Linked DNA regions of Mus musculus: region 2 is linked to region 1. Evidence: chromatin loops called from intact Hi-C (ENCODE). Cell type or tissue: heart. All regions are shown on one strand. Links, peaks and the distances in the headings refer to the core of each region. The heading gives the core; the rest is flanking DNA.

Region 1 (2,921 bases), core at 317-2,816:
ACCAAGAAGTCTCCTTTTGTTGTTTCCTTTTTGAGACTGAATCTCATTATGCAGCCCTGGTTAGCCTAGAACTTTTCACACAAAAACTAGGCTCTCCTGGCCTGCACCACCACACCAGCCCTCACTTCTGGCTTTAACGTCCTCATTTGAGATGTCTCTGGGACACTGAGTTTTGTAGGCAATCTCGATTCTGTCAGTGGTGTAGCTTTTGACTATTGCTGGTTCCAGGGTGTGGGCTTCTTTCCAGTCCCAGTGCCTCCTTAGCTTCTGCCTTCCTGTCTCTCTTTCCTTTAGGCAGGTTATCTTTGGCAGGGCAGCCTGGTCTCAGAGCTGCTGTGTCGCTGAGAATGGCCTTCCATTGTTGAACTGTGTTGGGATCACAGGCTTGTGCCGTTATTCCTGCTTTATGTGGTGTCTTTATTGCTGTGAACAGACACCATGACTAAGGCGACTCATATACAGAAAACCACTTAACTGAGGCTGCTTACAGTTCAGAGGTCCATTATTGTCACGGCGGGAAGCATGGCAGCCTGTGGGCAGACATGGTGGTGAAGGAGCTGAGAGTTCTACATCACAGCGTACCTATTCTGTGGCCTCGGTCACTCTTGCGAATAATTCTTTGAACTCACTGTAGCTGCTTCACATGTGTGTGACATGTGGTATATTTTCTGCTATTTATTTATTTATTTATTTATTTATTTATTTATTTATTCATTCATTCCTTCCTTCCTTCCTTCCTTCATTCATTCATTCATTCATTCATTCACATATTTACCCTTGTGTGCAGTGTATATGTGAGTGCCTGTCTGTGCATACATGCATGTAGGGGTACTAAGGCCCATGTTAGGTTTTCTCTATTTCACTCTACCTTTTTGGGTGGTGGGGAAGGGGTCTTGAAACAGGGTTTCTCTCTGTAACAGTTCTGGTTGTACTGGAATTCACTGTGTAGATGGCCTTGAACTCACAGCCATCTGCCTGTGTCTACGTCACCTGATTACTGGGATTAAAGGCTTATGTCACCACCACCCAGCTCATCCTACCTTTTATTTGAGACGGGGGCCTCCCTGAACTCAGAGTTTACTGATTGGCTAGAGTGGCCAGCCAGTGACCTCCGAGGATCCTCCTGTCTTTGTCTGCCACTACTCTCCCCCTTCTAGCTCTGAGGTTATAGACAAACCCAGGCTGCCATATCCGGGCTTTGTGTGGTTGTTGAGGATTTGAACTCAAGTCCTCATTTGAGGCAGGCACTTACTGAATAAGTTATGTCTCCAGCCCACTTCTTATGACAGTTCTTTTATAGTGTGGCTTCTCATAGTTTGTGTAAGTACATTGATGCTGTAGTTGCTTGCTCTCTGTGGCACACTTGGATTGTTTACTTGGATTGTAATGATTCTATTACCAAGACTCACTAAAAACCTGATTCAGATGGGTGGGAGCACAGGCCCGTAATACCAGAATTCGGAAAGCAGACACGGCCGAATTCTGTGCTCAGTCTCACTGGGTTTGATCCCTAGCACCTCATAAACTGGGTGTGGCGGTTCACACCTGTGTCCCTGCACTTGGGAGGTGAAGGCAGGAAGAGCAGATATTTATGATGTCATCTTCTGCTCCATAGTGAGTTCAAGGCCAGCCTGGGATATGTGAGATGCTAAAGAACAATAGCAGCAACAGCACCTACAACTAAATGAGTCTCGACGGGGTGGGGGCGTGGGAATAGCCTGCTTTAAACTGTGGGTCATGTGCTGCCATCTACTGGGAGAAAACTGCATTGCACCCTTCTATAGAAAAAGGATTTTTATTTTTTTAATTTTTATTTATTTATTTTTAAGATTTTATTTTAATTACATGAGTACACTGTACTGTAGCTGTCTTCAGACCCACCAGAATAAGGAATTGGATCCCATTACAGATGGTTGTGAGCCACCATGTAGTTGCTGGGAATTGAACTCAGGACCTTTGGAGAGCAGTCAGTGCTCTTAACTGCTGAGCCATCTCTCCAGCTCTATTTATTTATTTTTAATAAACCTCCAGGATTACAAACTCTTTCTTGTTTCCCCTCACATCAACTGATATGATGGGCCAATGTTTCATTGCAACAATTAGACACCAGTGGAACATGTTGCTATAGGCTGGGCATGGTGGTGCGCATCTATGATCCTAGCACTAAAGAGGTGGAGGCAAGAAGGTTAATATTAGATTCATAGTGAGTTTGAGGCTAGCTAGGGCTGCATGAGACCCTGCCTCAAAAACAAAACAAGGGGTTAAAGAGACAGCTCAGAGGTTAAAGCGTGCTTGCTCCATTGTGAGTACCGGAGTTTGGATCTGAAAACCCACACAATGGGAGGTCCACAAACACTTATAACTCTATCCCAAGGGATTCAACTCCCTCTTATGTCTTCTGTAGGCACACACACATATACACAAATAAGTGAATAAATAAAAATTTAAAGAGAAACAGCAACAAACCAACAGATGGGTGGTGCTACACACTTTTAATCACAATACTTGTGAAGCAGTTGCAGATGGATCTCTGTGACTCTCTGTGATCTCTGTGGTTTTGTTGTATCCAAACCAACCTGGTCTTACATAGTCAAACATTGTCTCCAAAATCAAAACAAAAAAGAATAATAAATAACAACAATAAAAAGGTCTTATACTTATTAATTTTTCGCTGGGCGTAGTGGTGCACACCTTTAATCCCAGCACTTGGGAGGCAGAGGCAGGTGGATTTCTGAGTTCGAGACCAGCCTGTTCTACAAAGTGAGTTCCAGGACAGCCAGGGCTACACAGAGAAACCCTGTCTCGAAAAGCCAAAAAAAGAAAAAATTAATTTTTCTAAATATATTCCACAATTAGACAAATAAGCAATTCTATGTGGGATGGTGGAATCAGAACCCATGTAACAATCTACCTGCTCCGTA
Region 2 (2,921 bases), core at 198-2,697, 61 kb before region 1:
TTCTTTTAGACCCCCTCCTTGCCTCCTATAGTTCTCTCCCCTTCTCTCCCCTCTTACACACACACACACACACACACACACACACACACACACATACACACTTAAAATCTAGGTCCTACATATGGGAAAAACATGCAATATTGGTGATTACTCTTTCTAAATTATACTGAATTCGCTTAACATCTTTAGGTTCACCATTTCCCTACAAATGACATTTCTTTATGGCAGAATTAAAGAAGACATGTTAATATATGCCACTTGGTTGACTCTTTAATCTAAATGTGCCTAGGTTTCCTTAATTTTGTTTTTGTAGTGTGTGTGTATAGGCAAGAGGACGACACTGGGTGCTCTTGTCTGTATTCTCTACCTGTTCCTTTGAGATAGGGCCTCTCACTTAACCTGTAATTCAGCTGACAGCCACCAAGCCCTAGTGGTCCTCCTGTCTCCATTTCCCACATGGCTAGGACTATAGGCATGAGCCCACTGTCAGCTTTTTCCACGGGTGCTGGAGTTTTGGACTCATGCTTGGACAGTAAGCTTTCTCACCAATTGAGCCAATCTCCTCCGTTTGTTTGCTTATTAGTGGACATACTAAAAACATCTGTCTCTGATAGGCAATGAGGCAGACAAGTGCTCACGTAGGTAAGTTTTCCCCACCCATACCCAGTCCCTATTTCAGCCACATTGGAGCTGCACTGCTGGTGTCCAGACCACTTGCTTAACTGACCATGAGAGGAACCAAGGCTTTTGAGGGTCTAATAGTGCATAGCCTTCTCTTGTTTCTTTCCTTCTGGCATGTAGCCTAGGATAGTCTTGAATTAACTATGTAGCTCAGTTGGCCTTAAACTTTGGGATTTGTTTTGCCTGATCCTGAGAGTATAGCTTTCCAAGTTTTCAGTTTAAAATGTAAACATCAGAAACTTATTAGAGCAGTGACAGAATCAAGTGCATCTGCTTGATGGAATTGTTATATTGAAAGTAAAGGAACAGACTGCCTTACCCTAGACGTGAATGAGACCTGGTCAGAAAGAGGAAACACCGACTCATACTTGAACATAAAATTCTAGGAAATGTAGTCACTATTGTGGTTTGGGTGGGATTCCACGTGGGCACAGGACATTTCTGGGGTGAGACAAGTTTCTTCTCTTGAATCTGTAAGTGTTCATACATCGCAATTTAGCAAATTAGACACATCAAACGTGTACTATCTTGTATATCAATTATACTTCGATGGAACTGTTCAAATAGGCAGGGACTAAGGCATGACTCAGTGGTAAGGCTGAATTTGAAGTTTTATTAGCTAAACAATAAATGCGCCTTAGCAGAGTATTTGCAAACTCATTTCAAGAGCCCTTTAAATATGATACTAATTGAAGTTCCCAGGTACAAGCCTGAATGAAGGAGTTAATTTGGGAATACTGACTCCTTTTCCTGTGTAGGTCATCAGTCCCTGATCAGGGGACATCTCTGGATCGTCGTTTCGAGACACAAATTGTCCTGAAGCTATCTCGGGTGGAGTGCTAGCTTCCTTTTCCCTAAAATGAAAGTAGCCTGTGAAAGGTTCCTATTTAAGCCGTGAAGAGATGTTGGACAAGGACACAATATGTTCGAAACTATCTCGGTTGGGCCAGCAGCGCTTATAACGTTTTATAAGCCTGTATTGTCCCTCACAGCGACTCGTAGCGCGCTGCGTTTCTATGAGGCCATCTCGACTTCTGATTGGCTGCTTGCTGCCCGTGCTCGGCGCCGGCGCGGAAGCTCCTAACTGGTGGTGGCGATGTCTAGCCGGTCCAAGCGGCAGTCCCATGGTTCCACCCGCGGGAAGCGTGAGTCCGAGTCTCGTGGCAGCTCGGGTCGCATCAAGAAGGAGCGAGACCGTGAGAAGGAGCCCGAGGCGGCGAGCTCCCGGGGTAGCCCGGTCCGCGTGAAGCGGGAGGCCGAGCCGGCTGCGCGAGAGGTCCCGGCGCCCGCGCTCCCGGTCGTGCGGGTGAAGCGTGAGCGCGAGGCCGATGAAGACTCGGAGCCCGAGCGGGAGGTGCGAGGTGCGCGGGGCCGGGCCGGGCGCGTCCTCTTCCTTCGCCTGCTTTCTTCTTTCTCCTCCTATATTTTTAAAGACGGGTCTCAGGAACTTGAAGTTGTAACCAGAGATGGCCTTAGACTCTTGCTTCCCCTTCTTGAAGTCTGAGATGCCCAGTTTTTGTCTGCTTTTTACTTTTCCTTTCTTCTGCCTCCCTGACCAGGCTTGAATCCAGCAGGCTGGATTGCCTGTCATAATACATCACAGCATCTCCCTATTCACGTATAGCCTACGTGGGTCAGGTGCTCTACTGACGACTGTACAGATGGACCCTTCTCCGTTCCCCCCCACCCCCCACAAATTCCTAAGAGTCAGAGTCATGTTGTAATTTTTGGAATAAGACCATTAGTTGAGTCCCAGTGCACTCAACTCAAGTATTGACTTTGTACTAGTTGAATAGTTTGGAGACACTAATGCTTCTCCTGGGTTTTGCATGGGGGTTGTTCCATGTTGTCTTGTAAAGGATGCTGATGTAATGACCAGCCTTGGGAGACAGATAGTATTATTCCATAGAGCAATAGGTAGGGAGTAAGGTCACAAGAAGATATAATCTTCTTTAAGGGCAGGGATCTTCTGTAAGGCAACCCACTATGAGCACTGGTTCTTTTTCTATTCTATTATGGGACTTAACTCTAGGATCTGGCAAAGATGTCATATAATAGGGTACTGTTATTGCTGTAGTAGACTCTTTGTTTTAGTCTGTGATCATGTGGCTTCTGTCAGCATCCATGAAGCTGTGTCAAGCTAACACATTAGGGTTAACTTTAGTTAGAGTTAACACATTAGGATTAACTCTCAGAACCAATACAGTTCTTGTACTAATAGTAGATTTAAGGATATTCAG

What was found. Hi-C counts contacts between places; a loop is a spot of excess contacts. Peaks named below come from ENCODE experiments on the same cell type or tissue, not always from the same donor. Only the 100,000 strongest peaks of a DNase experiment are listed, where the experiment ranks them.
Region 2: it touches region 1 in a loop (4-fold over the local background); 1 of 42 quality-filtered maps calls a loop at or near these places.

What each region holds. Positions count from the first base shown.
Region 1 is chr6:72,282,878-72,285,798 of GRCm38, reverse strand. No RefSeq gene overlaps it. Among named protein-coding and RNA genes, the nearest start is that of Sftpb, 20 kb to the left of the region's middle. In heart, for the core only: a CTCF peak has its summit at 1,761 (motif pointing left); no DNase peak of the experiment used is centred there.
Region 2 is chr6:72,344,006-72,346,926 of GRCm38, reverse strand. Usp39 (ubiquitin specific peptidase 39) reads left to right here and starts at 1,752. Exons shown (of 13, transcript NM_138592.4): 1 at 1,752-2,042. The coding sequence starts at 1,778. In heart, for the core only: no CTCF peak of the experiment used is centred there; a DNase peak (open chromatin) is centred at 1,736; H3K4me3 peaks cover 1,556 bases; H3K27ac peaks cover 1,207 bases.